Linked DNA regions of Homo sapiens: region 1 is linked to region 2. A link is a contact called in ENCODE Hi-C or POLR2A ChIA-PET data. All regions are on one chromosome and are shown on one strand. Each heading gives the region's core, a stretch centred on a gene start or an enhancer-like site at or near the end of the contact. The rest is flanking DNA. Distances are from core to core; before and after follow the strand shown.

Region 1 (4,534 bases), core at 174-2,673, 130 kb after region 2:
TCTCTGCAAAAAAAAAATGTTAAAGAAAATTAGCTGGGCTTGGTGGCACGTGCCTGTAGTCCCAGCTACTCAGGAGGCTGAGGCAGGAAGATTGCTTGAGCCCAGGAGTTTGAGGCTGCAGTCAGCTATGATCGCACCACTGCACTACAGTCTGGGTGACAGAGCAAGACCCTGTCTCAAAAAATAATTATCATCATCTGAGGGGTCTTTGGTCGGAAGGGGCGGGCCCCTCATCTGGTGGGACCCCTGAGCTGGTTGAGAACAGGGTGGGTGATGAGCTCCTTCACCTACTCCTAGCCTGCTCTCACCTGCCCAGGGCTAGGCTGGGTACTCCTGGAAGATCATCCCCATAGCCTGCATGACTAGGGGCAGGTGTACAGCAAGCAGTCACCAGGTCCATGGAGGAAGTATGTCCTCAGCCCTTCCTGGGAGAAGAGAGCTTGCAGGAGAGGTGACCCATGACTCAGAGAGGGCTGTACAAGGTGATCTTTGAGATCCCCTCCCACACCAAGATTCCATGCTTCTATATTCCTGCCCGTTCCAGGAAGCCTCCCCTGTTTGCCCTAGCCTCCTACTCATCTAGCAGCCCAGGTGATGTACTATCTTTAATAATACCATTTGCCTAAATAGTACTACCTGCCAGGCCCTGGGTCAGGACCCTTAGGGAGATCATCTCATTTAATCCTCAACAACCTGGTAAGGTCGGATCAACTTCCTCCATATTCATTTTTTTTTTTGAGACGGAGTCTTGCTCTGTTGCCCAGGTTGGAGTGCAGTGGCACGATCTCGGCTCACTGCAACTTCTGCCTCCCGGGTTCAAGCGATTCCCGTGCCTCAGGCTCCCGAGTAGCTGGGACTACAGGCACCCACCACCACACCCGGCTGATTTTTTGTATTTTTAGTAGAGACGGGGTTTCTCCATGTTGGCCAGGCTGGTCTCAAACTCCTAACCTCAAGTGATCCACCCGCCTTGGCCTCCCAAAGTCCTGGGATTACAGGCGTGAGCCACCGTGCCCGGCCCTCCTAGGTTCTGACAAGCAGTACAGATGCCACACACCTGGCTTTCTTCTCTGACCCCGGGGGTACCTCAAGTGGGCTCCAAGGAAGGGGACAGGTGCCTCTAAGGTGCCCCACTTGCCGGCCTCTCAGAGCCCCACTTGCCGGCCTCCCTCCTTACCCACCTTGGAGCTGGGCGTCTTCGCGAAGCTGAGGGCCTCGGTAGTGAGGGAGAAGTAGAGCTTCTTGAAGGAGGAGGACATGAGGGGGCCCTTGCCCTTGGTCCTGTGGATGAAGAGTGGCCCCTCCTTCACAGGTGGCGCCTGCAAACTCAGCGTCCGCTGCAGGTCCAGCTCTGCCAGGCCAGGGAGGGAGGGGAATAGAGAGCCCAGGGAATGAGGGCGGGACTGGGGGGGGGGGGCGGAGCAGTGGGCGGGGCCATGGGGCTCAAGGGCTGAGCAAATCTGAACAGCAGGCAGTGGACGTAGTCATGGGGCTCAAGGGCGGAGCAAACATCAACAGCTGGTGGTGAGCGGGGTGACAGGTGGACTGAGGAAGGCAGGGCCATGGGCTTGGAGGCGGGACACGCGTCAGTAGCAGGTGGCGGCGGGGCTATGGAGCTCAAGGATGGAGCAAATGTCAACAGGCACAGATGATGGGAGGTGAGGCCATGGGTCTAGGGGTGGGGCAAACGTCAACAGCAGGCAGTGGGCAGGGTCACAGGAAGCACAAACAGTGGTGCGTGGGTCTATGGCCTGGGGGCCTGGCAAATGTCAACAGCAGGCGGTGGGTGGGGCCACGAGAGGAACAAACAGCGGTGGGTGGGGCCGTGGGGCTCAAGGGCGGAGCAAACGTCAGCAGTAGGCTGTGGGCGGGTCTGTGCAGGGCGGCGCTCACCGTCCTTCTCCTCGATGTCCACGAGCTTGGTGATGAAGTCCTTCAGCTGCGCCACGCCCTGGCGCACGGTGGGCTGCAGCGGCTCCATCCAAGCCTCCTTGGCCCTGGAAGCCGGCGTGTCCATGTTGCCCACGTTCTGGACTGCCTGGAGGTGACAGCAGGAAGGACCAGGTTCTGCTAGGTTAGGGGCCTAGCCACTGCACCCCCTCCCACCCCCCCTCCCCAAGTCTTTGCTACTCAGCTGTAGCGATGGAGGCAGAGGCGACAGAGGCCATGCCCACGGGCCCCCTCCAGCCCCACTAGGGATCAGGGAGGAGAGGATCATGAAGTTTGATGCCTTATGATAACTGAGACCACTTGGGCCTTCCTCTGTAGGTTTAACTGACGCTGCTGCACTGGATACCCCACCCCGGTGCCGGGCACATAGGTGCAGCCTGAGAGTAAGCAGACCTGGGTTGGAAGGTCCCGCGATTCACCACCGACAGGATGGGCGGCCTTGGCAACCCCCGACCCCTCGCAGGCCTGTTCCCTTATCCATGAGATGGAACTCGGACAAGGTGGCCACAGGAAGGCTTTGCAAACTGTGAAGTGCAGTGCCTACGTGGGCGTGCCAGTGGCCTCGCCGGAGCCGGTAGGGAACACTCTGCAGTCCAGGCCAGGGCCCCGGTAGGACACCCAGCTGTGCATCCCGCCCGTGGCCGCAAGGCCCGCACCTTGGCCAACAGGAGCAGGGTGCGGCTGGTGCGGGCGTCCGCGTGGCGCTCCCGCAGGTGGAAGAGCTTGGGCGACATGATGGCGGGAGAGAAGAAGCGCAGGCACAGGAAGCTGGTGACGGCGATGAACGGTACATTCTGGAGGGGTGCGGAAGAGCGCGGGCTGGAGTCCCCCAGACCAGGGCTCCTGGCAGCCCCCTCCCCTTAGGCTCCGTCCCTGACCCTCGCCGGGACACAGCCTCCCTGGTCCTCCCCAGCGCTCCCTGGTTCCCCACCGCTCTTCGCCCGCCCCTCGCCCCAGCCCAGTCCAACCCGGCCCAGCCTAGCCCAGCGGGTGGAGGGCGCACCTCGTGCTGGGCGCCGGGGAAGCGCTCGCGCACGCGCCGGAAGAGCTGGCGGAAGGTGGCGCGCACCACGGCGGGGCACGCGGGAACCGAGCGGCTGAGCGCGCTCAGCAGGGCCCCCAGGTGGGCGCGCAGCGTCTGCGCGCTCTGCTCCAGCACCTCGGCCTCGGTCTGCGGGCGGTGCAGCCCGGAACACCTGCGTGGAACGGGGCGGGTTGGCAGAGGAGGTCACGGTCAGCGCCAGGGCCACGACAGGAACAGTGGCTCTCACAGCAGCCGGGACACGGACACAGGGGACAATACACGGGTGGGCAGAAGCACAAACACACATGCTGACAGGGCCTGATCCCAACCCGCTGCCGCTGCGCCCCGCACCCCCCCGGAGTTACCCCCGGCCTCACCCTACATCCTTAACTTCCACTTTGCTGGGGTCCAGCTCCACGTACTTCTCCTCAAACACCTTGTTGATGATGGGGCCCAGGACGCCGTGCAGGTACTGCATCCCGGCCACCTGGGGACCACCGCAGGTCACATTGATCCTGTCTCCCCCAGTCCCACTCCAGCTGCCCACCTTCTCCCGGCAGCCGCCCTTGCACCGTTTGCCTGCCGTATCCGCCCAGGAGGGGGACAGGTACACAAGCAGGGCAAACTGTTTATTCATGAATGAATGAATGAGTGAGTGAATGAATGACTAGAATTCTTAGCCCTTGTAATCCTAGCACTTTGGGAGGCCGAGGCAGGAGGATCACTTGAGGCCAGGAGTTTGAGACCAGCCTGGGCAACATAGTGAGACTGTCTCTAACTTAAATTTTAATCACACACACATTCTTTTGGGGGGGGGGGGTGCGGGGCACGGAGTCTAGCACGGGGCCCAGGCTAGAGTGCAGTGGCGTGAGCTCACTACAATCTCTGGCTTCTGGTTCAAGTGAGTCTCCTGCCTCAGCCTCCCCAGTAGCTGGGATCACAGGTGCCCACCACCATGCCAGGCTAATTTTTGTATTTTTAGTAGAGATGGGGTTTCGCCATGTTGGCCAGGCTGGTCTCGAACTCCTGACCTTAAGTGATCCGCCCGCCTCAGCCTCCCAAAGTGCTGGAATTACAGGCATGAGCCACTATGCCCAGCCACATTCTTAACCTTAAAGGGCTCTCAATATGGAGATAGAACACTGGAGTCGAAGTCCCAGCCCCCTCTGTCGCTCTCTCTGAAGCTCAGTGTTGTCATTTGCAAGATGAGGACAATATAGCATGCAACCTCACCTTCAGAAAAGACTCCATGGACTTTGAGGCCAGAGAGTTGCTCCGGAACAGGGTGTTGGTCTTTTGTTACTTGGTCATAAGTAGGCGTTTTCCTTTTGATTTGGTTCTAGGAGGTTAGTGTGCATTGGCGTTCTGTTGCCTGCTTCCAGCCCCTATTCTCCTGCCTCAGGTTCATTAGAAAAGACTGAGTTTGGGGCCGGGCAGGGTGGCTCACACCTGTAATCCCAGTACTTTGGGAGGCCAAGGTGGGCAGATCACGAGGTCAAGAGATCGAGACCATCCTGGCCAACATGGTGAAACCCTATCTCTACTAAAAATACAAAAATT
Region 2 (4,364 bases), core at 1,278-3,777:
TATACTGCTGTCACATTGATTCTCTGAGAGCTCCACCAATGCAAATAGTTTCATTTACCTTCAGCGAGTGGTGGGCAGTGAGTCCACAAACGGGACCAGGTCCCATCATCTGGTCCCAGTCTCATCCTCTGAACTTGTCTCCACTTAGCTCCAAACACACTGGGCCATGGGGCATTTCTCAAACACATCTTTTCCTTTGATGCCTTCATATCCTTTGATTGCCATTTCCTTTATTTAGCACAATGCCTGGCATATTCATAAGGTCCTCAAAAATGGTCAGCGTTTCTTCTTTCCTTCCCAACTCATGGAGATTGTCACTTAATAAAAACATCAATTTGGAGACTCCTCTATGACTAGCCCAGTCCAGATCACCAGTCCCTTCCCATCCCTGCCCTTTATCTGTGGACTTGCTCCCTAAGATACCTAGTGCAGTAGCTTAAATGTTTGCTAGCTGGCTGACTGAGATAGCCCTGAGGGTCTCAGAAAGCACTGTCTTCCTAGCTAGACTCTGATCTACCAGGGAAGCCTGTAGAAGTGGACACTTAGGAGCTATGTCTGCCAGTGTACATAATATGTGCATAGCTTACCCCACAAAATGAAATAAAGCAACAGTCATGAGTCACTTAACAACAGGGATACATTCTGAGAAATGTGTCATTTGGCAATTTGGTCCTTGTGTGAGCATCATAGGGCAAACTTACACAAACCTACATCGTAAGGTGTACTATGCACCTAGGCAATATGGTACAGCCTGTTGCTCTTAGGCTACAAACCTGTACAGCATGTTACAGTATGAATACTGTAGGCAACTAACACAATGATAAGTATTTGTGCATGGGACCACTGTCATATAACGTGGTCCTCCGCTGTCATTTTGTGGTGCATGACTTGTATACTAAAGGTTTTGAGACCTCAGCTTTTGCAATGGATATCCCGCAGAAAATTATAGATTACAAACTGCAGACTCATGGGGGTCACACAAATAATCACAACCGCAAATACCAAATGTCACCAACTACAGGGACACAGTTTAAGCCCTACTGGCTCACAGAAACACCAGTGAAGCATTAAGTCCACCTCTGACCCATGTCTACAAAGTAGTGTACTTGGGCACCAAATGCACCACTATTTTTTTTTTTTTTAAAGCTTCGTTCAGGGCAGCCCCACACAGGTTCAGCCACCCTCAACATTGCCTCCAGGAGGCTCTGCCCACCCTTTCCTGACAAGGGGGAAAGGAATGCTGCAGGACCTTGAACCCCTAGGTCAATCAGCCTGGCCTTCCCAGGGATGGTTCCCTGCTTACTCTATTCATGAGCTCAAAGTGCTGGGTAGTCAGCTGGCAATGAAAAGGCCTGGTCCCGGAAATGACCACTGCCCCAAAGCCTAGAAAGACAGCAGGCGGGGTTCAAATTCAGCTTGCTTCATTCAGGCCCACTGTACTGAGCCAAATCACCCCAGGGCATGGCTCAGGCCTCATCTGGAGGAGGCACGAAATCCATGATCCCGGCCCCTTAGCACCGTCCCCTCCCCACCCCTACCACTGAACACACACCTGTAAAGCTCTTTGGGAACTGTTCTGAATGGCTATCACAGCCACTAGATCCAAGACCCTCTGAATGATGGGTAACAGTCAAAGAAGAATTTTAACAACTAAAGCGATGACCTTGAGCCTAATTTCTTTCTTTGTAAAATGAAAGTGTTGGACTGTCATTCCCAAATTTCAGTACTAGTAAAATTATCAAAACAAAAAACAAAAAAATAATGAATTACTGAGGTTTTAGTTTGCCAAGTGAGAATTTTTTCTCAAAAATTACAAACTATATGTGTCGCCATCATTTCCTAAAAGGAATAACATTTAAATCAAAAAAGTTGAAAAGAGGTAATATCAAAATAAGCGCAGCCACCCCAAGGCAGGCCGGTAGGCAATGGCCCCGACCAAGGAGATCCCGGAGCGGCTCTCCGGCTGTCAGCAAAGGGTCTGCATCTGCCCGGATCCTGACATTCTGGGTACGTCTCAACGACGCGGCAAACAAGCGTCCACTCCCAACGCGAGCAAGTTTAAAACCCAGGAACATCGATACCAGGCGCCGGAGCGAAGCATTTCCAGGCCTCCGCGGGTTGCCCCGGGCCGCGGCGAGGACCCGCACCCCGGTTCCCCAGCCGCTCGCCGGGCCCTCGCTCCCGCCGCGCCCCGGGCACCTCCGGGCCTCGCGCCCTCCCCGGATCCCCTAGGCCCGCGTACCCGGACCCCCGCATCCCGGGGGACCGCTGTCCTCCGCCGGCGCCCCCGCCCGCCCCCCACGCCCGCGCGGCCGGTCCGCCCAAGGTCGGCGCGAGCGGGCCGTGGGCCTGGTGGGCCTGGCGGGCGGGGGCGCCCCTGGCCGGGTCCGGGCCGCATCCCAGACCAGAGCCCGCAGGCCAGAGCCGCTCCGGGTCCCGCTCCCGTTCCTGCCGGCAGCCGCGGGGGCGCAGGGCCTGCGAGGCGGCACTCACCCGGGCGACGCCATGAGCGCAGCGAGGTCTCCGCTCCCGCCTCCTTCGCTTCCTCCGCGCGGCCGCGGCTCGGCGCCGGGGAGGGGCCTGGCCCGCCGGCCGCCCGCCCGCTCCGGGACGCGCTCCAGGGGTGGAGGTGGGGTGAGGTGGGGTAAGGTGGGCCCGGGGTCCTCTCGGAGCAGCCCGGGGACAGCTGGGGCGGGGTGGGGGCGGGGCGGCCCAGGTCAGCCCGCAGCCCGCCCAACGCCCACCTGCCCAGGTGCCTGGAGGCCGGAACTCGCCGGGCGGTGCCTGCGGTGCCAAAAGCTGTAGGATAACCTGCCCCAGGGCCTTACTGAACTTCACACCTTTCTGTAATTGGAGTTTAATTTCTGTAAGAAAAGGCTTTTCTTTAGCCCTGAAGCGTAAGGCCTTATTATTAAGCAAAACAATAACTTTCCTACTTCTTACTTGCAGTGCTGTGTTGGACGAGTTGCTGGCCTCTCTGAGACGGTACCCATTGTAAAATGTGTATAAAGTGGCCTTGTGAAGCTCTAGGCAATGCGAAGCACTTTTATTATTCTTTATAGTGTGTTATTAAGAAAAATAATGAATCTGCAGTTCCTCCAGTGAGGTTTCACAACTATTCTTACAAGTTATGAGTCCTTAGGCAGGTAGATTTTTCAGCTTCAGTTCTTCTCTCTGCAAAATGAGTTTCCAAAAATGATCTAAGTGAAAATGCTTAATAAAAAGCTCTGGACAATGTAAACCATTGTTGATAACATTTTTAGTATTATATTAAATATCACTGGCCGAACGCAGTGGCTCACGTCTGTAATCCCACCACTTTGGGAGGCCGAGGCAGGAGGATCGATTGAGCCCAGGAGTTTGAGATCAGCCTGGGCAACATATTGAGATGACCCCCTGCCCGCCCCGCCCGTTTCATTTTTAAAAATAAAATTAAAGTTAAAAGTAAAATATCATTAACAACCACTATTTAAAAATGTTTACTACTATTAAGAATACAAGACAGCAAAGCAGTGATTAAAACCTTAGCTCTGAAGCCAGAATACCTGTGTTGGAATCTGGGCTCCACCAATTACCAGCCCCAGGAGCCCCTGCAAGATAGAACCTTTCCAGGGCCACAGTTCCTTATTTGAAAAATAAGGCTAAAAATAAGTCCCTTCCTCTCTGTGAAGATTAAATGAATTAATATTTGTAAACATTTGTAACTATTTTTAAATGTTAGTAAACATTGCGTGATGCATGGTCTCTTTTCCTCCTGGGAGAATCCAGTCAATGTTTCTGAGCCTCCTTGTCCTCTTCGGTAAAGAAATTCATAACTGCTACCTTGAGTTCAGAAGATAATTAATGCTCTGTAAATGGGAGCTGATAGGTAAAGCCACGCGAACTTGTGACACCCAAAATAAGGACAAATCCAGGAGGACCAGAGTTAGGAAGAGTTTGAGGAATGGGAAATCCTAAATCCTAAATGCCTGATTCAAGGGAGTAATGAAATGAAGGAGATCAAACTAAAAGAATTTTTTCTTTGTTTGTTTGAGACAGGGTCTTGCCCTGTCACCCAGGCCAGAGTGCAATGGCGAGATCTTGGCTCACTGCAACCTCCACTTCCCGGGTTCAAGCAATTCTGCCTCAGCCTCCCAGTAGCTGGGACTACAGGCGCCCACTACCACACCTGGCTAATTCTTCTATTTTTAGTAGAGACAGGGTTTCCCCATGTTGGTCAGGCTGGTCTCAAACTCCCAACCTCAGGTGATCTGCCTGCCTCAGCCTCCCAAAGTGCTGGGGTTACAGGCGTGAGCCACCATGCCTGGCCTAAATAAGCATTCTTTTAAACATAAGGAATACATGTTTACTGACATAAAATCTGG

The links. A loop is a pair of places that touch in the nucleus more often than their neighbours do. ChIA-PET counts read pairs that join two places held with the same protein, here RNA polymerase II (POLR2A). Pooled maps may share reads with other maps.
Region 1: a loop to region 2 is called in a pooled map, with 4 times the contacts of the local background. The contact joins the promoter of LINC00957 here to the promoter of URGCP in region 2. A Hi-C loop is called at or near these places in 1 of 37 single-sample maps with no recorded cell type and 2 of 50 pooled maps. POLR2A ChIA-PET finds 5 or more read pairs at or near these places in 2 of 52 experiments (BJ and activated B cell).

The regions. Positions count from the first base shown.
Region 1 is chr7:44,037,626-44,042,159 of GRCh38, forward strand. It overlaps LINC00957 (long intergenic non-protein coding RNA 957), which reads left to right and starts at 1,424. Exons shown (of 3, transcript NR_072982.1): 1 at 1,424-1,524; 2 at 2,269-2,737. It also overlaps the pseudogene RASA4CP. RefSeq lists silencers at 2,710-2,799, 2,890-2,999.
Region 2 is chr7:43,904,069-43,908,432 of GRCh38, forward strand. It overlaps URGCP (upregulator of cell proliferation), which reads right to left and starts at 2,528. Exons shown (of 6, transcript NM_001077663.3): 1 at 2,494-2,528. The coding sequence starts at 2,507. It overlaps URGCP-MRPS24 (URGCP-MRPS24 readthrough), which reads right to left and starts at 2,528. Exons shown (of 7, transcript NM_001204871.2): 1 at 2,494-2,528. The coding sequence starts at 2,507. RefSeq lists silencers at 2,304-2,733, 2,794-2,953.